Regions from separate parts of the Homo sapiens genome. Here region 2 is linked to region 1. Evidence: chromatin loops called from intact Hi-C (ENCODE). Cell type or tissue: Calu3. All regions are shown on one strand. Links, peaks and the distances in the headings refer to the core of each region. The heading gives the core; the rest is flanking DNA. Region 1 has its middle 24 kb from the start of SAMSN1-AS1. Region 2 holds the start of LOC124905053 (a long non-coding RNA gene).

Region 1 (12,117 bases), core at 1,631-9,630:
TAAGACACTCACCAACTCTCTTGAATTCAAGAGTTTCATGGTTTGTGTACTGAATATTGTCACATAAAAATACCACTTCCTAGGCTCCAGTCATGACGATCCAGGTGAACAGGAGTATGGCACCAAAGTCTGCCTTTTTAAGTAATACTCCAGTTGAGGCTGATACAGACAGTTCTCAGATACACTTGGAAAAACACTTATCTGATAGTCATTTGTTCACTGATGGAAGGCCAAGTTTCATGCCATAGTCCACTCTTATGCACACTGACAAGCCACTTTGCTACTCACACCAGCTTCTCCATTTGACAGTGGCTGCCTCTCTTCCCCATCTTTCAACAGATAGTTTGCATCTCCTTCTCCTCAGTCACAAGGAGTTAATAAATTAATATTTTGCATAACACTCTTTGTTAAACTATTCTGTCATATAGATAAGTGTTTCTTAGTTAAATTCAATTGAATGTCTACTGTGAATAAAATTTAGATAAGACCAGTGCCTACTCCCAAACGACGATTTTTAGATTAGATGGCTCCTGCTTGTCTGTCACTAGGTATGAATTCCTTCGATCTTTAGTGATACACTACATGTCACAGTTGAATGGTTACCATTTGGAAGCACCATTTCTTGCCCAATTTTAACCTTCAGAAGCATTGTTGTTAGGGTAAAGATTTATCTTTAACCATTTTATTCAAAGAACTTTCTATGTTACTTTCTTCTTTCCACGAAACGGGTCTATTTTTCTACGAAAAACCTACAGAAGGATTTCCTCTTGGCAGAAGGCATGTCTAGTGAGCTATTCCAGTAAACCAGCTGTTATTTTTCTCCTGGCCAGCAGACAATGCTTCACTTAGATATTATATCTGAGGTCTCATCTGAATTTAGGAAAATGAGACTGCTTGTTTCAGAGATAATCTTCCAGCTGTGCTTGTGCAAGTCTTATTAAGCCCTTGAAAGAGTAAGAGGAGAAGGAGGGTGAGGGAGAAGAGGAAGAAAAGAGGAGGAGCAATGACAACAAATGAATTTTTGAAAGTATGTCTTAACTACCAGACATAGAACTATAGTGTTTTAATGACAGGTCTCACTGAATCCCATGAAAGTACTGAGATATTTTTTATAGATGTATTTTACAGATGATAAAAACAGAGGCAGAGAGAGTCTAAGTAAATTGCACAATGCCACATAGCTACTAACAGTCAAAGCAAGATTCAAACTGAGCTCTGTCTGATATCAGAGCTCTCATCCATGCACTGTGGGAGAACCCACTGGGAGATACTACAAGGGCAATGTGTTATCACATCTTGTAGCATAGGCCTATCACTCTGGTAGCATCAGAGCAGTCAGCAGAAACTCTAGTGGATCAAAATCATGATCTACCATCTAATTTATTGGAGGGCCTCCAATAGCCTCAGGAATCAGGCTGGATTTAGGAATGTGAGCCCCCCCTTCCTCACCAAATCAGCACTTTATAATTCATATGCTATGTACCTTCTATCCACTGCACCGAAGAAGTTCAGTTCTAAATTTTCTAATGAAACTATCAGAATGATTAAAGAGAACCTCATGGCTGTCAGAGAAAATATCAAAAGTCAGTCTGATGCCTGAATTGGCCTTGTTGACTCATATATCCTCTCTTGTTACAGGGTGAATAGCAAGTATTTGGCCATTGATTAATGTTACATTACTATTATTAGTGAGGCCAAACATTCAGACTTTTTTAATTATCCAAACTCCTGGGCTAATTAATGCAGTTTTGAAAGGGATTGGTCAGGACTCACAGTTTATGTTTTTATATAAGTGTTTAGCATAGGTCTTGACAGGAACATCCCAGTATATTAATTTAATATTCCCAGAGTTACTTATCAAAAGGCTGTACAACATGATGTTTTGCAAAATCAAAATAGTTTATTATCTTATCATCATTGAATTTTTTTCATTTATATTTCAATTCACAGGGACATAAGCATATCAATTATAAAGCAACCTATAATAACTAAATAGAAACTAGCTAAAAGGCTGTGTAAGTATTGTACACTATGCCTAATATATTACAGAGCTGAGTAACAAGACGATTTTCACAAAACACGCAAATGCTGATTATTCACATTACCTGATAGGAAGTTCCTTGTAGAGTTTTTCCTTGATAGGTATGTATGTTGTTACTTAGAAAATCATCTTCATTTAGATCTAAGAAAAGAGATAACTGTTACATACAGAATATCAGACATTACAGGATTTAGGAAGTTTCGGTGCAATTTAACACTCATGTTTTTATTTAGTCTGTAAGACATTACATTGGCTACGTCAAAAATATTTTTTTTTGTTAAATATATGCTATTTTTCTTTTTTTTTAACAAGAAACAGATCAAAATAAAATAGAAATTTAACAAAATAGGGATGCCGCTGACCATCTGTGTCCCTGAGGAAGTGATGGAAATTCACTGTGACTCCCTTTCTTGGTAATAATAGGATTGTGGACTAGCTACAAAAGCCACTTCTAACTTCAACATGCTATGACTCCATGCAGTTATCACCTCACCTGTTTCTATTAAACTAAGCTTTCCACCCCTGGCATTTTGAGCTTCATTAGCTTAGGTCTTCTCAACATGAATTATTTATGTTGAAATTGTTCTATGCATGCTTTAGTGAAAGCTTTGCAATGTAGCATCCATTTGCTTGCAGCTAAATGAAACCTTTTCAAATGCAGCAGCACTTCCCTTTTAGCTCCTGCAAATGGGAGCTTCATTTATTTAAGTCTGAAATATATGGTATGTTAAAAGAGGACAAGACTTTATGGGTCACTTAATCCAAGCCTCTTATTTTACAGATAAGGAGAGTGCAACCCAACATCACCTGGTCAGCAGACCAGGGCCGTTTCCTTTCACTTTCACTCCTATTTACTTGCAACCATTGCTTCAGTTTTCTACTATTCCTCATTCTCATATTCTGCAGTGGAAGCAGGGACAGGCAAGTCCTATCCTCCATGCACAGTGATAAATAGGTGCAGATTTTTCTCCAGATCTCCATCATAGCTATAGTTAAAAGATATGTTAAATTCACAGCTCAGTCTCAAAGTTATTTGCACCAATAACTTAATATTTAAAATGAGAGTAACCATACAACAGAATTCCAGAAAGTACCTAAATTTTAAACTGAGCTGATTTTTTGATCTGGTTCTTTGAATCAAGAATTTATGTCACAGGGTCAGGCTGCTAGAAGCTGAGCTTTTGCAGCTTGGTTTTTAGTTTCTGAACTGGGAAAAAAAAATATTGCCTCCCCTCTTATTCCTTTCCATCTTGTCTCTTTTAGTCACCTTTTTACAGGAATTTTGAATGACTCCTTCTATAAGCATTCTTCTAGGTGTAGAAAAAGAACAGTAAAGTGGCCTCCTGTGTTCTAGAATCTGGAATCAAGCTGAGAAAATAAGATACGAATATGTGCAATGCACTTTCATAACAACACAAGGCAGAAAAATGAGTGATTCACACACAATACTATGGAGAGAGACCACTATGACTCAGAGAACTTGTGGAAGAGACAAGGCCAGAATGGAAGCTTGAAGAATGGATACAGTTTGAAAAAGTGGAAGGAAAGGAAAAGGTGTAAATATAGCAGTGATTCCATGAACCCTGGCCTATTATGCAGCATAAACGGAACATGTTTAATTAAGTGTAGAGATTGAGGCTGGTTAGGCCAGAGGGCAATTCTGGATATAGAGTAAGAGGAGGTAGGGCTGGATAGGTGACTGAGGCCAAATTGTAATGGGCCCTGAGTACCAGATGGAAGAATTTGGGCATAAACCATTAGACCAATGTTGTAAATATAAATATCTACAGGAATCAAATATATAACTAAATGAAGTTAATTAGATCAAGAAGGCAATGGGAATTCTACAGTGAGCTTAAAATCCAGCTCCACAGCTAAAGAGTAGCCATGGCTCTGAGCTCTCTCAGTTGAAGTCACCTGAGACTTTGGGTCCTGGATTGGAAATTTCCCTCATGTTTTTCAAGGATATACAAATATACGGATTTTAATGTAAAATTTCCTGATTTTTAAAACGCCATATGGCCCCAAACAAGCTTTTCTTCTGAATAAATTCAGCTATAGAGGTACCATTTTACAGCCCCTGCTGTAAAAAATGGGGGACCTTTAAGGGCTGGGACTAAATTAGGCACACTTAAACCTTTGGTGTCTGGTCTTACACGTTTTTGTTTATTTATGATTCCCAAATATTACTCTCCAAAAATGTTTTATAAAGACAGAATCTATTTGGTCCTAAGTAGCAGCAAAGGCAGGAGTTGAATTAGACAATATGCAGGCTATATTTTCCAAAGTTGGCCACAACCATGCCTCCCATTCCGTGTGTTTTTTTGCAAAGTGACTTTCCCATTCCATCAAGAAATGGAGTCTAATTCTTCTCCTGTTGACTCTGGGGTGATCTTAGTGACTCACTTGTCACAGTAGAGTGCAGTGGAAGTAATATTTTGTGACTTCCAAGGTTAGGTTAAAGAAGCCTTGTATAAGCCGGGGGCAGTGGAGGACCTATATCCCAGCTGCTTGGGACGCTGAGGCAGAGGAATGCTTGAGGCCAGGAGTTTCAGATCAGCTTGGGCAACAGAGTGAGGCCTTGTCTCAAAAAGCAAAAAAACAAAAAAACAATTACAAAACAAGAAACCTTGCAGCTTCTACCTTGGGTTCTTGGGATGTTCATTCCTTGATGCTTCTTCCTGTGATGTGTGAAGCTCCCTTGAATGTTGCACACACTTGAAACCCAACCCTGAGGCTGGGAGAAGATGGAGTGACATGAAAAGGCCACATACATGTTCTGTAGTTGGCTGCCCGGCTGAGCCGGGCCTAACCTAGACTAGTTGTCAGACATGTAAGTGAAGGAGCCTCTGTATGACTCCAGCTACCAGATGTCGAAGTCCTCCCCAGTCATTCAAGTCTTCCCAAATGAAGCCTCAGACATCACATTGTGAACCAGTTCCCCAAATGAATTACTGATCTGCAAGTGTGTGAGCCTAATAAGATGTTCTTTTATACTACTAACTATTGGAATGGTTTGTTTGCCACAATAGATTATCAGAACATGCATGAACTACATGGTAGATTACCAACATCAATGTGCATAAAAATATGCCATCCAGCATAAAAATTGAGATTACAAGTGCCCTTCAAATACAGAGGCAGCAAGGGATGATGTAAAAAAGTTTTTATTTCTAATCAGCTTTTAGGTTATTCTAGCATAGATACTTCTGACCATATTAATTTTCAAATAGGCAACCATAATCTCAGGAAGAACTCCTCTGAAGAACTGAAGGATCCTAAGATTCATTTGTATAAAACACTAGAAGTCTAAGTGGTCTCATCGTTGAATTCAGAAAGCCTTCCTCGGCTATATGAGGCATCACACCATGCAGTGGGTACCCTTTCCTCAGGGAGTTTATTCCCATCTTGTAAGCAAGCATTTAGAGGTATGAAGTAGGACTTCCCTCTGGTATTCCTCATGTAGTCTAGTTTGGCCAGAGTTAAATTACCTGCTCTTAGGAAACAAGTTTTTCTAAAATTAAATGTGTGTTTCCTGAAAATTAACCAGAATGGTGAATATATTTGTGAATTTATACCATCTTTTGCCATCTTAAAATTAAGCTACTTGGCATCAGACCAACAAAGAAAAATAATTAATAAGATCTTGAAAAATTAAGCCAAAATATTTATATGCTTACATTGAAGAGGCTGGCCAAATGATATTGACTAGAATTCAGGAGAGAAATTAGGTTTCAAACCAATGGTAATTCAAATGGTGGACTAGAGTAGAAGGCCTTAAGAACACCTCTTCTTTCCCACTGGGTTCCTCCTTTTATAATTAATCTCATTAAGCCATATGTAAAGAAGATTTATTTATTTATTTATTTATTTATTTATTTATTTATTTATTTATTTTTTTGAGATGGAGTCTCACTCTGTCGCCCAGGCTGGAGTGCAGTGGCGCGATCTGGGTTCACTGCAAGCTCCGCCTCCCAGGTTCACGCCATTCTCCTTCCTCAGCCTCCCTAGTAGCTGGGACTACAGGCGCCCGCCACCACGCCCGGCTAATTTTTTGTATTTTTGTAGAGACGGGGTTTCACTGTGTTAGCCAGGATGGTCTTGATCTCCTGACCTCATGATCCGCCCGCCTCGGCTGCCCAAAGTGCTGGGATTACAGGCGTGAACCACTGCGCCCGGTCAAGAAGATTTATTTTTAAAGTAAGTTTGCAGCAGTATAGATGAAGTTAATGTTTCTCTTATTACTAACATTGTTTTCTGACTTTGTCTGGTCCCTCACTTCCCTTACTAACATATGCCATTTTTCCCCAGCTTTTTCTTGTGGAATAGTCTGTCACAGTTACACTGATTGATTGAAAAATTTCTGAATCTCCAAATATGTTTTGTTTCCTTTTTATTATTTTTTAAATGTTGATTTATTTTTATTCTTTGTACTTTCTGGTATAAAATATGAAAACTCTGTTCTTGAAATTATCTTTAATTAAATCATAACTTAATCTTAGGTAAACTCCAATTCACAGATTCAAAAGTTTGTTCTTCTCAATTCTTTTTTATAAACTCAAGTCAAAATAAATTTAAATATTTTAAAATGGACTTTAACTTACTAAAATAAATATTATAAATATTCTTCCTATCTATGATGCTGAAAATTTAACAATTAACCTGAATTATAGATTAATTTCTCCTCACACCTAAGCTATGCCAATTTTTTAGTTGTAAAGTCCTAAGCATTCAATTTATTCTACATTATTTTACAGATGTAGTCTCTTTTAATAGAACAGATGTAGGCTTAGATAAAAATCTCCTTAGAAGAAGGAAATGGACTAGATAAACTAAAAATATTTTGCATCTGGAACTCAGCTTATTCTGATAAATTTGGTCTTAACCTATATAGTACAGTCATGTTGTTGAGCTATGGATTAATACATCAGACAGAAATCTTAGCTAAATATAGCCTATGGAATTTTTTCATCAGGTCCCAATACTCTTTAGGGCTGAAATGCTATTAATATAATGTGTTAATGTAGAAATATCATTTTGAAATTGAAATTGAGGAAAATTACTTTTTTTGGCCTTGAATTTTATAAGATTGCTTAGGAGTTAATGTCACTCCTACAGTTTATTTCCCTATATATTTTCTTCTATTTTATTGAAGCCATCTTTACAATTTCATTAGTATCTAATAAAATCATGTGGGTTGTGGATGACAGCAATGATGTACTTTCCTATCTTTATCTCACTGAACTCCACAGACTGCCTATCCTCAGGCACAGGAAACTACTCTTAAGTAGTTATGCAATTAACAGCTAAAAAGGAGTGTTTAAAATGAGAAAGAAATATTTTAGGTTGATACATAGGTCACTAATTACTTAGAAATACTCTGAGCCTTCCAAATGAAACCACTATACCCATAAAATTTGAGCCTACAACTTGTGGTCTTGAATTTCTCCCTTCAATTTATAATGTTACAGACAGCCTTGGTCTCTGGCCATCAACTCTTCCTAGCATGGCATTAATTTCTAGGAAATGTCCAGTGACTCAACTGCTACTACTGAAATGTCTGCTGAGGTTCTTGGACACACACATGCACACGCACTCGCTGAACATGCATGGTCACTCAAGACCCTGAGAAATATCAAAGCTGGGAAAAATTCTGTAAAGCCTTTCTTTCTTCCTTCTCTGACAAAGCAACCAGAAGTAACTCATCTAAGGTCAGGATTCTTTGCTGCTTTTTCAGTGTAGCTATAATAGAATTCCGTGCCTATTATTCCCAAATTAACAAAACAAAACAAAAACATACATAAGAGAAAGGTAGTTTTAGGAAATAGAATGCTTGAAGAAATTTATGGAAAAATTTACATCTAAAATAATCTGTAACACCATTATACCTTCTTTATCCATAGATCAACATACAATAATCTAAAATACAACATGTGCTTATAGAAGGATTAATAGATAAATGGAATGGCGGATGAATAGAGAAACTGATAGACAAATGTTTGATTAACTGACTGAAGGTGTGGATGCATATAGCTGGCATCCATGTGGTAAAGACAGAGTCCAATCCAAACATGATAGAGAGGGAAGTGGAGCAAAGTGGCTGAATAGAACCCTCAGTAATCATCCCTCTCACAGGAATACCAACTTGAATGGCTATTCACACAAGAGAGCACCTCCATAAGTAACTAAAAATGAGGTGAGTGATCACAATACCTGGTTCTAACATCATATCCTTGAAAGAGCCACTAAAAAAAGTAGGAAAGGTGGTTTTGGATTGCTGACTCCACCCTCCTCCTCTATCTCCTGGTAGCATCCTCATGGTGCTGAGAGAGAATATTTGTGCTTGGGGAAGGGAGAGCAAAGTTATTGTGGGACTTTGCATTGACCTCAGTGCTGTTTCTCACAGTGGAAAGCAACACAGGGCAAAATTCAGCTGTCCACTACAGGGGGAGCATATAGACTTGCCCCCACATTCTGACTAGCCCCTCCACAGTGGGCTGAAGCACTTTGGGGTCCTAAGTAAACTTGAAAGGCAGTCCAGACAACAGGGCCTGAAATTCCTGGGCAATTCCTGGTGCTGTGCTGGGCTCAAAGCCAGTGGAACTGAGGTGCACATGATCTAGTAAGATATCAGCAGGAGTGGCCAAAGGGATGCTTTCATCACCCCTTTCCCAATCCCAGGCAGCACAGCTTGCAGCCTCGGGAGAGACTCCTTCCTTCTGCATAAGGAGAGGACACAGGAGAGTGAAAGGACTTTGTCTTGCAGCCACAGTAGAATAGGGCACTAGGCAAACTCCTAAGGTTCCCAATCCATTCTTCACTCCCAGGTGAAATTTCTAGACTCTTGAATCATCAATAGCTAAAATAATCAATTTTTTTCTCATTCCAATAACACTTGGGGGTGAATACCAAGCAGATCAACTTTTGATACGGTTTTTCATCTTTGTAAACTCTTAAGACTTTCTGTTTTATTACTTGCCTTCCCAAAGTTAAGTACTTTTAATTATGAAATTACATACTATTAATATGTTATTCTATACCTGACTCCTAATTTGCTCTCCTGGAAATTTTTACATTATAAAATGACTCCATTTTATATTCATAATCAAGGTTATTTCTCTTAAATTTTTTAAGAAGACTTAAACATAACTATTAACATATCAATGTTATCTTTAGAGAGTTTTCTCGTGCTCTAATTTTTAATATATTTTCAAATTTTTTGTACATTAAAACTTTCAGTTTTCTTTTCAATTGCTTATTTGCTTCAGCAGGCAACTTAACCAGATTCCACTTCCTTTCTGTACATGTGTCTATGTGATATATATACACATATATATATGTATACATGTATATATTAATAGTTTATAATAATGCATATTCTATTCTATCTTATTTGGTTTTCCTTTTTAAGTAGACCATAATGGTCTGCTTATTTTCATGGTGGAAGATGTGAATTTTTCTTACCTGCCCTTTAAACTACTTTGGGAAAATGCAAAGTCAGCTGAACTAAATTTAGCAATTACCTTTTAGCTGACAGGGCCTTCTGATGTGGGAATCATTCTTATGCTTGCTGTGTTCCTGCCAGATTTTGTCATTCACAGTTTTTCCTTCTAAAGTGAAGCAGATAATTGGTTAGCAGAATTCATAGTAACATTTGTCCAGTAAGTATAAGACATTTGAAATCAAAACAAGTTCAGCACAGGATTTGCAACTTGGTAAGTGGTATCTTAAGAGAGCTCTAGTTCTAGGTGATGCAGGAAGTCAGGGACCCCGAACGGAGGGACCGGCTGAAGCCATGGCAGAAGAACATAAATTGTGAAGATTTCATGGACATTTATTAGTTCCCCAAATTAATACTTTTATAATTTCTTACACCTGGCCTGTCTTTACTGCAATCTCTGAACATAAATTGTGAAGATTTCATAGACACTTATCACTTCCCCAATCAATATTCTTGTGATTTCCTATGCCTGTCTTTACTTTAATCTCTTAATCCTGTCATCTTCATAAGGTGAGGATGTATGTCGCCTCAGAACCCTGTGATGATTGTGTTAACTGCACAAATTGTTTGTAGAGCATGTGTGTTTGAACAATATCAAATCTGGGCACCTTAAGAACAGGATAACAGCAATTTTCTGGGAACAAGGGAGATAACCTTAAAGTCTGGCTGCCTGTGGGCCGGGCATGATGGAGCCATATTTCTCTTATTACCAAAAATGGATAAGAGAAATATCGCTGAATTCTTTCCCCAGTAAGGAATATTAATAATTAACAGCCCTGGGAAAAGAACGCATTCCCAGGGCGGGGCCTCTAAAATGGCCACCCTAGGAGTGTCTGCCTTATGTAGCTATGGATAGGGATGAAACATGCCCTAGTCTCCTGCAGTGCCCCCAGGCTTGCTAGGATTAGGAAATTCCAGCCTGGTGAATTCTAGTCAGACTGGTTCTCTGCTCTTGAACCGTGACAATGCATGCACATCAGGACATGGAAGTTCATTAGTGATTCTAGTTTCACCCTTAACTTCTGCCTTGTGATCTTTTGTCGCCCTTGAAGCATGTGATCTCTGTGACCCACACCCTATTCGTGCACTCCCTCCTCTTTGAAAATTGCTAATAAAAACCTGCTGGGTTTGTGGCTCGGGGGCATCACAAAACCTGCTGACGTGTGATGTCTCCCACAGATACCCAGCTTTAAAATTTCTCTCTTGTGTACTCTTTCCCTTTATTTGTCAGACTGGCTGACACTTAGACAAATAGAAAATAACACACGTTGAATTATCGGTGGCGGGTTCCCCCATATCAGGGAGTTCTAGTCCTTCATGGACAACAACAGGTATCCTGTGGGCTACCCACTTATTCCCATGAACTACATAGGCACTTCACCATATATGATAGAATGCTGTTACTTTAACGTCTCTTGATAGCTTATGATTGCATTATTCTTTGTAGTTTTCTTGAATTCATAACCAATTATTATTACTTTTCTGAGACAGCGTCTTACTCTGTTGCCCAGGTTGGAGTACAGTGGTGTGATCATAGCTCATTGTGGCCTCAAATTCCTGGGCCATAGCTATCCTCCTGCCTCAATTTCCCAAGTAGCTGAAACTACAGTCATGTGCCACCAGGATAGGCACATTTTTTTTTTTTTGTAGAGACAGGGTCATAGTCAATTGTTTTTATGCATCCTGAAAAGGTTAAACTATCCTTACCCTCTAGATTCTCCATCATTTCTAACAAACTAATTGTGTAGAAAGAACATTGGGCTGTGATAGTTTCAAGAAACTCTAAGATCCTTGAATGGAATATAAATGATTTGCTCAGCTTTGTCCTCCCAACATCTAAAGCAGGGCCTGGACATGTGAAGAAATGAATTGCACCAAATGGAAAATTGGAGTCCCTTCTAAATTACTTACTACAGATAAATCATTCTACATGTTGTATCATGCATTGATAACACAAATGTTGAATAATGCAACCTATGCATAGCATGAAGACAAACTCAGCATGCTGTGTTGTTTCTAAAGTCACTATTTGCTCATATGTTTTGATTATAGAAAAGGCAGTTGATCATCAAGAACTGTGTTAGGATAGAAATATTGGTTGTACTGTATGTGCATGCAGAATAGACTGAGAATGGATCTAGATGAAAAATAAAATGTTGCCTTGCTTCCTTTTATTTAAGACTGTGCACTATTCAAATTAGGGCTGATATTCAAAATATTTAACAACGAGTGACTGCAGGACCCTGATAGGATCCAGCGCCTATAGATGCTACTGCTGGGAGAATTGAAACCTGATTAAAACGCAGATATCCTTCAAAGTTGTACCCATTGTGGGGTATCACTTTAGTCAGAATGAGCTTTTCAGATCTTACCAGGAAATTGGTTTTTAAAAAAGAATGAAATGAGTATGAGCACCTGACTCCTCTGCTGGGGAGAAGGAAAGGGAAAAGGGTACCCATAAGTTTGGCACACTACATTAAAAAAAATTATTGAGGCCAGGCATGGTGGCTCACACCTGTAATCCCAGCACTTTGAGAGGTCGAGGCAGGCGGATCACGAGGTCAAGAGATCGAGA
Region 2 (12,117 bases), core at 1,345-9,344, 130 kb before region 1:
TTATTAAAAATCAGTTTTTACACAACTTTTAACACATGGTATCCTATCGTTTCTGTCTAAATTGTAAAACTATGTCTGCTTTGACATTTTTTTCTCCCCCTGCTTATTTCCTTCAGGTGGCCTGTCACATACATTTATGTTTAAAATTAAAGATGGCCAATTTTCCTTTAAGGCTGTTCCAATTCCACACCACTTCTCGAAATAACTGGAGCTGTCCAGGATGGGCTGGGAATATCCCATCTACGTTGTCTGCCTTACTGGAGGCTTCGCATTCTCTCAGAGACACTTTGCTCATGTACACCATTTGGCAAGAAAGAGTCATTGGCATGTCCTTGGATGACCCCTTGTCTAAGTGGACTTTTTGGATGGTACTGTTGATCAATGGGGGCTTTGTAAGCGGGCAGGCCCCACTGCTGCCCTGAAGATCTCTTCTGCACCCTGCAAATGACACTAACATTATGAAAAATTTCTCCAAAGACAGATATTTTCAATTAGCCAAATTACTCTAACAGTAATTTAAATCAGGAAGATTTAAGGCAGAGCTAGTTCCTATGCCAGCCAAGAAGACTGCTCTGCCAGTTGAAAGGCAAGCACATCCTTCCCTGCCAACTTGCAATGAGATGGTTCTTGCAGTGACAGCAGATCTACCATGCACGTTTGATTTAAATCCCTCCATTACCATACCTTTGTAATTATCATCAGGCAATGATGAGTCCTGGGGAAAGTATGGATCTTAAATTCGAGGATCCAGAAGCCTAATCGAAATGCAGCACATGAAATGAATCTTTCTTCTTGGTATATCTCCTCTTTTCAACCAATTGGTCTTGATTTAAGTAAAATTGTAGCAAAACCCTGTGCCAATATTGTGATTCTTTTTCACTTTGCTAATCAAAATGTTGTTTCGCAAGGCTCTGATGGTGTTCAAGACACCTTATAGGAGGTATGGTTTTTCTTTAAGTTGGCTGGCATAGATCCTTTATTTCACATGAAGTCATGAGAACGATTTGTAAAGATTCCTTTGACTGGTAAATTCGCTTATTCTGGGATAGTGCTCTCACAATGATTCTATGAGGCAAATATTATATTGGTGATTTTTTTTGTTTGCTGTTCCTTAAGGTTAATGATATGTAGACTACTCTAAATCTACCTTTTTCCTACCTAGGGACTGTATGTTATTTAGAAAACATAAATTTCAGAGGATTTGTAAGGATGAGCGAGGTTGCTTTTTCTTTATAAGATCTAACTTCAATTAGCAACATTTTGTTAAATATCTAACTTTGCCCATTGCCCAGTGCTTTACTTATAGTTAAGCAACATGGTGTGAAGAAAGAGGCATAGGCTTAATTCCAGATCTCAGTACAAATCTGAATTCTTCTTACTTGTAAATTGGTGTGACCATGGATAGATATCTTTACCCCTCTACCATCCCAAATCTCTCCTACAATATGGTGGTATTGAAACTGACCCTCTCTAGTTCCTCTCCATCTTTGACACCTATGATTCTATGAATATGGGAATTCTCCTCTTGAAGAATTAACCATCAGCCCCCATGTTTAGTACTTACTATATAATTTTGTTTAAACAGTTATTTATGACATTCTCGCAATGCAAATTTAGGAACCCTTTTCTTCCAGGACTTCTCTTCCACCTGTCTTTTATTATTTCAGATAATGGAAATTTGAAACCAAAAAGAGATATATCAGCATTATTCTTATATTCATAGACTCAGGGTTAGAATGGAATTGGCTCCTTTTGGTTTGGGGAATAGTATCCTTCACTGGGACACCTTTATCTAATAGGCTCATTTAGCCTTTAACACTTGCCCACTTTGTATTACTATATTAAATACAGAGTGCTGCCTTACCAGCCAGATGATAAGTTCTTGTAGGTCTGGGGTCATGCTTTTGGGCTCCAAATATCTCTAGCACCTAGTATGTAACAGCTAGCCCACAGCTAATCACTTAATAAGTTGTACACCATGATTTTTTTTTCTAAGAAAAACCTTATGGAAGAATAGTACTAAAGATTTCCTTTTAATCACTGAAATGCAAACAATTTTCCACAACATCCAATGAAAACAGAATGTATAAATGAATCATTTGGTGTACTGTAATTAACAGAAGTCCAATTTGGTGTAATTAGTGTCAATTTATTTTTAATTGACAATTCCTCTTATACATCATATAGTATATAGCTAAGTATTTCTACTTCACAAATAGCTTACCTAGTACATAATTTTATGCTAAGTATCTGTGTAGTCTTTCTCCTCTTAAAACAATACGATAAAAAAATAGAAAACACACACACGCACATACAACTGTATACTTTGAAAACCAGAATATCTCAGTTTAGAAGGCAAATATCCCAGTCTCATGACTTTAGGGATGTCTCCCTTCACTGGGCTCTTCAGCTATGATTTGGCTCTATTGGTTCGGTACTGTGATGCATATGTTGTGATGGGATTGGGTTGCTATCATAGTCTTTGATATTGGTACTGCTTCTTCAGCTAGATTGCAAATTCATTGACAGAAAAGACTATGTATTTTATGTTTCTTTGTTCCAAGTGTCTAATAGAGTTTTATTTATTTAGAAAGTTCTCAATTAGTAGTTGCTGCAATCATGCAGGTAGGGCAATAGACACATTGCTCATTGAAAGCTCGCAATAAAATCAACAAATATAAATCTATTTATTAAGCTTCCTAATTTACAAACAAAGCAGAAATAGCTATTTTTATACTAATTAAACTACTGTAAATTTTGTATCCTGTTTGTCTTATGTGAAGAGGTATATTTTGATCTTTTAGGTGTTGCCATAGAGTTTAATCTGAAATCTTACGTGGCATAGGATATTTCAAGAGTTAAAATGCTTTTAATTCAGCTAAAATAACAAATGTATTAGATAATTACATTTCTCTATATCAACACTGCTGCACACATTAAAATGGGAGGCAGCTTTGAAATTATTGAAGAAAAGATAGATTTTTATTATAGTAATTTATATGATGTCTAATTCATGTCTCAGAAATGCACTTATAAATAATCCTTAAATTACATCTTTCACTTATATTTGAAGAATTTTTGGCTTTTTTCAGAGGAAAACTATCCTACACCTCTTACAGCACAGTAAATAAAACATTTATAAAGGTAGGTAGTAAAAAAGGGACAGTCTAGAAAAATCTATATAAATCAGGATCCTGAGAGTTCTTTTTAAGATTGAGGATGAGAAGTAATTTTTCTCATTAAAGTCCCTTGTGTGAATAAAATAGTTCAATATTTTATAAATATTTAATAAATTATTATTTCCTACAACTTATGAGTGTTTGGACAATTGAAGCTATGTTTGGAATATGAGTATATGTCTGTCTATGTGGGGAAGAGATGATGATAAATGCCTGACACTATGTGTCTTGAAAAAGACTAGGCAAAAGAATTTCTAAGTTTTACAGAAGGCAGAAAGGATGCTTAGTGGGATTCTTTATGGTACAAATTTGAAAGTGCCTGATGGAAGTGCTTCTTCATGCTTAAATCTTAAAAGTATTAATAATAATATTATATGATACAAATAATGAGCTGGGCAGAGGTAAAATCTTGCAGAAATCATACTAGATGCTTTACTTGTTTAAGTTTCCCAACAACACTGCAATGTGGACATTAACCTCCCCTTTACATTTGAATAAACTGGATCTTAGATGCTTAAGAACCTGAAGCAAATAAGTGTTGAAACTAAGCATGATCCCAAATCCCTCACACGCCAAACTTTACGTTCTTGTATTGCATCATGTTGATTTCCTGTGCTGAGGAAAAAGTTATTTTTCCTTTTACTATCTATAATATAAGTAGTTATTTGCATACTGGTTCTGGCACTGTCTTACACAGGACGTTCCAATAACTGCCAGTCACATAGCGACGATTATGCTTGATTAAGCAGATCCAGTAAGTACTTGATCGACTTTTTCCCATAAATGCTGACATTCTGCAGCCAAAGGGAGAATAACACTTGCCATTATTCTGAGCACTCTGTGCATCTCCCCTCGTCCCTCCCAATAATACCTGGCCCTGAATTTCCTAAGATCAATGTTCCCAGATTATTAGACTCAGCCCAGATTCCAGGGTTTCCATCAAATTCTTCCTGGGTAATTTGAGATTTTGAGTTCTATAAGTACTACAGGCAGACAGGTGACAATTTGTGAGATTTGAGGGTATGTTCAGCAGGTATCATTGTTGCTATTGGTCATTCTATCCCAGATAATTCATTGTTAGCAATGTTGAAGTCCTCACAGTGCTCCAGAATCCTCTAGAAATACATAGGAAAGAGTGCTTTCAAAATTGTTAATGCATACTATTATAAGAATATAAATATCCCCACAAGATAACCTGATAGCTATTGGCTAGCACATTGTTTTATAGTCTGCTGATTGGATGACTTCAGCCGTTTCTCAAAAGGTGGCCCAAGGTTCCTGTGTATCAGAATTGCTTGACAATTTTGATACCCCTCTGGGCCCTATCCCCCTGCCTCAGATTATCATACCCTCTAACTTAGAGTATTAGAGGAATATAAGTAGCTTAATGTAATAAAGTTTAATTTTATGTAGCACTCAAATGGGGGTCAAGCAACATTCCCGAATGCTTTCCTCTAAAAATGACCCAGGGATTTGAGCTCTTCCTTTGGTGGGCTCCCCGTTTCAGTGTTCCTTGCTTGCAGCCATATAGATGAAGAGATGAAGGTAGCCAAAGAAAGAGTAAGGAAAACCTAATGAGAGGAGGACATGAATCTCAAAGCAGATATTATGAGTCAGGCCCTACCATTGACGTGAACTGATTACAAGGACCCAGCTGAATGCAAGAGGGCTGGGAATATACCCAAGAGGCTAATAAACATGGTTTGGGGAACACATAGCATTTTCTCTGCTTCGTAAGTTATGTGAGTAAGGCTGATTAGAATGGAGAAAAGCAAAGTCAAGTAAGCATGCCACGTTTTGATTGAAATGGAATTTTAATGGGTACCCAACAATGCCTTTATAGTTAATATAAGCCTGTGTAAAGAAGATGTGATCATAATGTGACTTTTAGGCAGGTTGTTTTCATTTCCATACATCTGCATTATGGTCTTTGGGAAAATTCACATGGGAACTGTTGATAAGGAATATCTGAAATCAGGGCCAGCTTCATGTAACCTGTGTTGTTGCACAGGGCTGTGCTCTCACAAAGGTCCACATTTGGCTTAATGCTCTGCTATTGTATTGCTGTCTTAAAATTCTTAATCATTTTGAACAAGAGGTTGTGCATTTTCATTTTGCACTGGATCCTTTTTCTAAGCACTCAGGCTGTCTCCCATTACATAGCTGGTCCTACCTGAAACTTGTGCCTTATCAGTGATTAAAATTAAGGCTTCAAGGATAAAATGAAGACATAGTCTTTAAGATGCAGTCAATGCTAATTGATCTTTTAGAGAAGACAAGTTACAATAATAAAGTTCCAAGGGTGGGGGTGTGGGCTCACACAGGTGCATGTGAACATGGGCCTGTGCAAAGTTTATTAGGAGCAATTTGTTTTAATTGATATTCATTGGGCATCATTCCACTGTTTATTCTTACCTACTCATGTGAAGAGTTGGTTGATGTCAATTGCACAAACATTTGTTTCAGAGAAATGGGTGTTTCAGTTGGATAAATTTTAATTAAGTAACCTTTACTGTACAAGTAGTTGCTTTTGAAGCCAGGAGAAAAATGACTATAATTTATTAATTCTATAATCCAGAATCTGAAGATATTGAATCTTGTCTACTCTAACCTTGAATATAATTTTCACTATGAATGTCCTAAATATCTGGCCACAAGAATAAGGAATACAAAACATTTCCAATGTATTGTTAAATTCTTCTCCTATTGCAAATGCCTAGGCATTTAATTATTAATTAAATAATTTAATTTATTTATTATTATAAATTTATTAATATAAATTAAATAATAATTTAATTATTCTCAAGCTCATATATACAGGACTTGATTGCTGATGCTGGTAAGCAAAGTAGCCAAAAGTCTTGAATTTCCAGATCATTTGGTTCTGAAATAATTTATTTGTGATTGCTGCTTCCACACCACTTGTATACATTACTACTGTAGTATATCACATTTCATAGGGATGTATTTATTTATACATATGCCAAAGGACCACACTGAACTCTTAATTCCTTGAGAACAGGTGCTGTATCTTATTTTTCCCAAAGCTTAGCAGATTTACCAGGTACCTAGAACATATTCAATGAAGAGTTGATGAGGGAGTGGAGAAACAAATTATGATATAAAAAATCACTTTTCTTTCAGGAAGTAGCAAAGTGTAGATTTACAGGTCTTCAAAGAACCTTCTGCTTTTACTAAAGCCAAAATCACAGTGTTTTTGCTTTGCAAGAATATTTTAAACTTGTATAATGCTCTTTAGCCCATAACAGCTATGTTACACAGAAATTTAAAACATCTGAGGGATAAAAATAGCATATACTTAACTGTTATATTCATAAATTCATTTTATTGAAGGACTTTTCTGTCCTGTTCAAAAAAAAGTTGTTGATTGAACACACACAACACATATACAAGAAAAAAAGAACAGGTCAGGTGTGGTGGCTCACGCCTGTAATCCCAGCACTTTGAGAGGACAAGACGGGTGGATCACCTGAGGTCGGGAGTTCGAGACCAGCCTGACCAACATGGAGAAACCCCATCTCTACTAAAAATACAAAATTAGCCAGGTATGGTGGCGCATGCCTGTAATCCCATCTACTCGGGGGGCTGAGGCAGTAGAATCGCTTGAACCTGGGAGGCGGAGGTTGTGTTAGGCCGAGATCATGCTATTGCCATTGCACTCCAGCTTGGGCAACAAGAGCGAAACTCCGTCAAAAAAGAAAGAAGGAAAGAAAGAAAGAAAGAAAGAAAGAAAGAAAGAAAGAAAGAAAGAAAGAAAGAAAGAAAGAAAGAAAGAAAGAAAAGGAAGGAAGGAAGGAAGGAAGGAAGGAAGGAGGGAAGGAAAGGAAGGAAGGAAGGAAGGAAGAAAGAAAGAAGGAAAGGAAGAAAGAAGGAAAGGAAGGAAGGAAGGAAGAAAGAAAGAAGGAAAGGAAGAAAGAAGGAAAGGAAGGAAGGAAGCAAGGAAGAGAGAAAGAAAGAGAGAGAGAGAAAGAAAGAAAGAAAGAAAGAAAGAAAGAAAGAAAGAAAGAGAAAGAAAGAAAGAAAGAAACAATACACATAAGTTTTAAGGGATATGGATGTTTATATCTGTTTGTATTAAACTTACTGCTAATAATCTACTTTTTCCTATGGTCTACTAATAAATGCCAAGAATAGGGGGAACGATCCTCTTATTTAATGCTGGAGATAGTTTATTTGCTGTCTCAGTTTCCTGTGGTTGTTACAGCAAATTCACCACCAACTTGGTGCTATAAACCAACAGAAATTAATTCTCTCTTGGTTTTGGAGGTCAGTCAGAAATCGGTTATCAATGGACTAACATCAAGGTGTGTCTGCAGAGCCACACTTTCTCTAGAGGTGCTAGGGGAGAATCCATTCCTTGCCTCTTCCAGCTTCTGGTGGCTTCCAGCTTTCCCTGCTTATGGTTACTTTACTCCAATGATCAAGGCCAGCATCTTCAAATCTCCTTTTGCTCTGTCTTCACATGGTCTTTTCTTTTCCATGGGTTAAATCTTCCTCTGCCTTTCTCTTATAAGGACATTTGTGGTGGCATTTAGGGACCCACTCACTCCTTACTTTAAAATCCTTAATTTAGTCACATCTGCAAAGACCATTTCCCCAAATAGGGTGACATTTACGAGGTTCCATTGATTCCAATCTGCTGTCTTTGGGGGGCAATGATTCAGCCTCCTACACTTGCTCTGCCCACTATTTTCATTAATGACTAAGTAATGGGATTCTAGATGATGTACCCTAGTGTACTTTTCTCCACACTCCCTGACACAGGAATAATGATACTGTGTAATACTTGAGTGTTGGAAAACTATCAACTAAATAACACTATCAAGAAAACACTGCCTAAAGAAGCAGGCTTTGGCAAGTAGGGCTCAGAGAGGGAGCTCATAACTGCATGATAATACTTCCCATAAATTATAGTAATGTTAATTGTCTCCCTCAAAGCAAGGCCATTAAGCCGCTTACTGCTTCTACCTTAATAATTTATTTTGATATTTCTTGTGGCCCTACCTTTTCAACGGTCTTTTACTTTTTACCCAGAGGGGATGTAAACACCTCCCTGACAGTCCTTTGTTGTATATTTCATCTCTAAGTATAACAGGAGAGGGAAGCAAATGACCAAATAGGTCGTGATAAGCTCTGCAGCCAACCAAGACAAAAGGCTCTAGAAGACTACAGTAGGAAGAGCTTCATTCGGAAATACAAATCCTAACACATGGAAAAAAGTAAGTAGATCTACATGCCCTATCTAAACAACTGAACTGTCAGTGACTTTGTCACTAACCAGGAAGAGATTTTCTGTTTTATTTATTTCCACTGTGCTGAGGTAAGACCATCCTCAACATGAAAGAAGGCGTTTCATTCCTTCAACACATTTCTATGAATCTCCTACTATATGCCAGATATATTATGTACCAAGCACTGATTAATTTAGCTGCTTTCTTTCACCCTCTCTGACTATAGTTTTTCATGTAATTTGCAGGGTCAAAACTTTGCAAAGTCCTATGCTTGGCCATTTAAATCTGAGCCAAGGTCACATAAGGACAATTTAGTTAGAGTGGGAGAGAAAGGAAAAAACAAGAAAGCTAAAAAGTTACATAAATGTCCTCTAGCAAGCAGGTTCCTTGTTCTGAGGGCTAATGTACTGTAGCAATTCATCAGTCATTCTAATAGTCTTTTAACTTCTGTCAGAAAGTCTACTGAATGCTAACATTTTAAATGTTTAATATTCTAAAACATATTTTCATTAATCATGCAAATTATCTGGACATCCGTATTTTACAACAACCTCTTTTGAGACTAAGAGGCCTAAGAGTTTGTGTATGAGAGCCTGATGTTAGCAAGTGATACTGTAGATGAAGTATAACTTAGAATCAAAGAATTTTAGATGTGAAAAACTGCTAATGTAATTTCAGTATCTATGTGTTATCATATTTATACACACCCTCCAAAATGCTATTAATGTCAGATATTTCTAATTAGGTAGCAAGCAGCCTAAAATATGCACTTCCTTCATTCTGCTTTATCATATGGTTGCTGGATGCATATTAATATTGTTGGGTGGTACATTTTCCCAATAGAATTGACCCTGTGTTTCATAGTAAAGTGGACACTGGATTTTGTTATTAGTAAAGGAGAAAAGAAGTGTTAATTGCAGTTAGGTTGGCCTGAACTGCAGCATGAAAACCTCCATTTATATGCTGCCAGTCACTCCAATTCCAGAATTTCTTAGCTTCTTGGAAAAAGGAGAAGTATATGTCTGGGCCCCATGAAACAGGTGGATTAAGAATTGAAAGGGTACAAGACATGAATTTTGATGGAGTTAGTGGAAATTCTTTACCCTTTTTTCTTTTCTTTCTCCTCTCCTCTCCTCTCCTCTTCTTTTCTTTTCTTTCTTTTCCTGAAGCAAACTGATTGCCAGCAAGGCTGGTGGCTGGTAGTGAAATAGAAAAAAATGACCTGAGACCATGTAAGTGTAGTTATACCGGAGCCATAGAGCTCACTGCTTTCAAGAACATGGCCTAAGTAATTTGAAGCCATGGCCGGGCGCGGTGGCTCACGCCTGTAATCCCAGCACTTTGGGAGGCCGAGGCAGGGGGATCACAAGGTCAGGAGTTCAAGACCAGCCTGACCAACATGGTGAAACCATGTCTCTACTTAAAAAAAAATACAAAAATTGGCCAGGCTTGGTGGTGCACACCTGTAATCCCAGCTACTCAAGAGGCTGAGGCAGGAGAATCTCTTGAACCAGGGAGGCTGGGCAACAGAGTAAGACTCCGTCTCAAAAAAAAAAAGAAGTCATGAGGTCATGAGCATTGGTGGATCACTGTACTTGCCCAGCTACCAGCAGGAAACACAATCAAATTAGGAAATCCCAGGAAGGCTTATTTATAAAGGGACTAATTACAAAGGTGTGGGCAGAGTAGAGGGCAGGGGAACCAATAAGGGCTGCACTGGTAGTGGGAGCTAAGAGCTACAGAGCTGTTACTCAATCTAGACCCTAAGAGATCAGGAGGAAGAGCAATTACTAGAATCTCAAGGAAGGAGAATCATGTAAAAGGTCACCTTGAAAGGACTAGCAACCTTTGATTAAGGGAAGCACCAGCACAAGGTGATCTCACAGGGAAAACAAATACCCTGACCTCACTCCTCAGGGAATGAGGGGACTTTCTGCTCACTGAGCCCAACAGGAACCTCAGGGCACAGAACTGGAATGTAGTAGCTTATACAGGTGAATATATCTGAGTGAATATCCAGGCTTCACAAGTGGAGAGTAGATTGGAGAGGAGAGTCAGAAACATCTCATTTTGGTATGAATGCTACTTCTTTCATTGTACGCTACCAAAACTCACAGCCACCCTTCCAGTGATTTTATACAGTTTCACCATGTTGGCCAGGCTGGTCTCGAACTCCTGAGCTCAGGTGATCTGCCGGCCTTGGCCTCCCAAAGTGCTGGGATTACAGGAATGAGCCACCATGCCCGGCTGTATATATATATATTTACCATTTCCTATCTTTTCTTTTCTTTGTCTAAACTAAATTTCTAGCAGCATTGCTGTATCTTCAGTACACCAGCATGAACCACCTTAGCCCCTGAGTAATCAGATATTTTTTTAAAACATACAAATGTGATCCAGACAGTTCATTATTCTCCCTATATCACTATTTCAGTGTAACAGTGTGCTTTTAAACGTCTGTAGTTTGTATTGCTAAAGGAACACTTAAGACCTCACTTTTTTACATTGTTTGCCTTCTAATTATATTTTTCTAGTAAAATATTTAACCATTACTTCCTGAATCACGGATTCTAAGGTGCAATAAAAATCCAAAGGGAAATATATTTGTTTCCTACAGAGACAGTTTTTTTTTTTTCCCAGAGCATTTTCAATGACTGCTGCAGAAACGAATGAGTAAAGGTTTCCGAAATGAATAGTTGCAGAAAACCAACTTACTGTCATACAGAAGTCCATGCAGCCCCCGGGTAAAAGTACTTATGTATCTCCTTTTGTTGAGTTCTCTATTTTTTTTTATGAATATGCATATTGGGGGATAAACTTCCATCTGCTCTCTTTTAGCTGATTCTATCACATTTTTGAGCTTTGCATCATTATGGAGCTTCAGAGAAAGATGATCATTTACATTACATATGGATATAAAGGAGAGAAGGAGTTGATGAATTGCAAACAAGTATAATTTATATGGACAAAGTGTGCCAGAAGTGCTTTTCACCCCATTTTACTCGGCAACTGGAATGATTCCTGCCCATTCACTTGGCCTAGTGCCCAAGAACTCAGAAAGGAAATGATCCTGTTAGCCTTACACATCAGGATTCTACTCCTGCCCTATGAGGAAATGCTGCTTTGCACTCAGGCCCATCAGGGACCCCAGAAGGTCAAAAGAAACCACTGAATATACTAATGTCATTTTTTTACTTTCTTCCCTCATGGTTTCTTAACTTATAATTTATGTCACACAGACCTTCTGATACTCTAACTGTTGGTAATTCAAATGTGAGAAGTTTGCATGACGAAGATAGGGAAGGAAGAGTTATGAAAAGGTCATATATGTTCCTGGTAGCTTCTCAGCCTCTTTCTGCACTTCGATTTCCCATGGCAGATTATTTGCCTAAATGCTCTTAAGCTTTATAAATAGGTAAATATCTACATTTAGGCGGCCTTCCTGAGGGCTTCTCTGTTGCCTATAGCACAATGAGTTGTGACTCCATAATTTATCAGAGACCAGGGTCCAAGGTGCACTAATAGCAGTAATAACCCCAAAACTTTTATTTTTTCACTTATTCATTAGGCATTTATTTATAAATCCTTCATTCTTCAAAAATGAGTACTCCGGCTGGGCACAGTGGCTCATGCCTGTAATCCCAGCACTTTGGGAGGCCAAGGCGGGCAGATTCCCTGAGCTCAGG

The links. Peaks named below come from ENCODE experiments on the same cell type or tissue, not always from the same donor. Only the 100,000 strongest peaks of a DNase experiment are listed, where the experiment ranks them.
Region 2: a loop joins it to region 1, with 1.9 times the contacts of the local background. A loop is called at or near these places in 2 of 110 quality-filtered maps.

Annotation. Positions count from the first base shown.
Region 1 is chr21:14,599,918-14,612,034 of GRCh38, forward strand. It overlaps a transcript of SAMSN1 not described here. Among named protein-coding and RNA genes, the nearest start is that of SAMSN1-AS1, 24 kb to the left of the region's middle. RefSeq lists an enhancer at 2,744-2,883. In Calu3, for the core only: no CTCF peak of the experiment used is centred there; no DNase peak of the experiment used is centred there.
Region 2 is chr21:14,469,249-14,481,365 of GRCh38, forward strand. It overlaps LOC124905053 (a long non-coding RNA gene), which reads left to right and starts at 8,081. Exons shown (of 3, transcript XR_007067925.1): 1 at 8,081-8,419. In Calu3, for the core only: no CTCF peak of the experiment used is centred there; no DNase peak of the experiment used is centred there.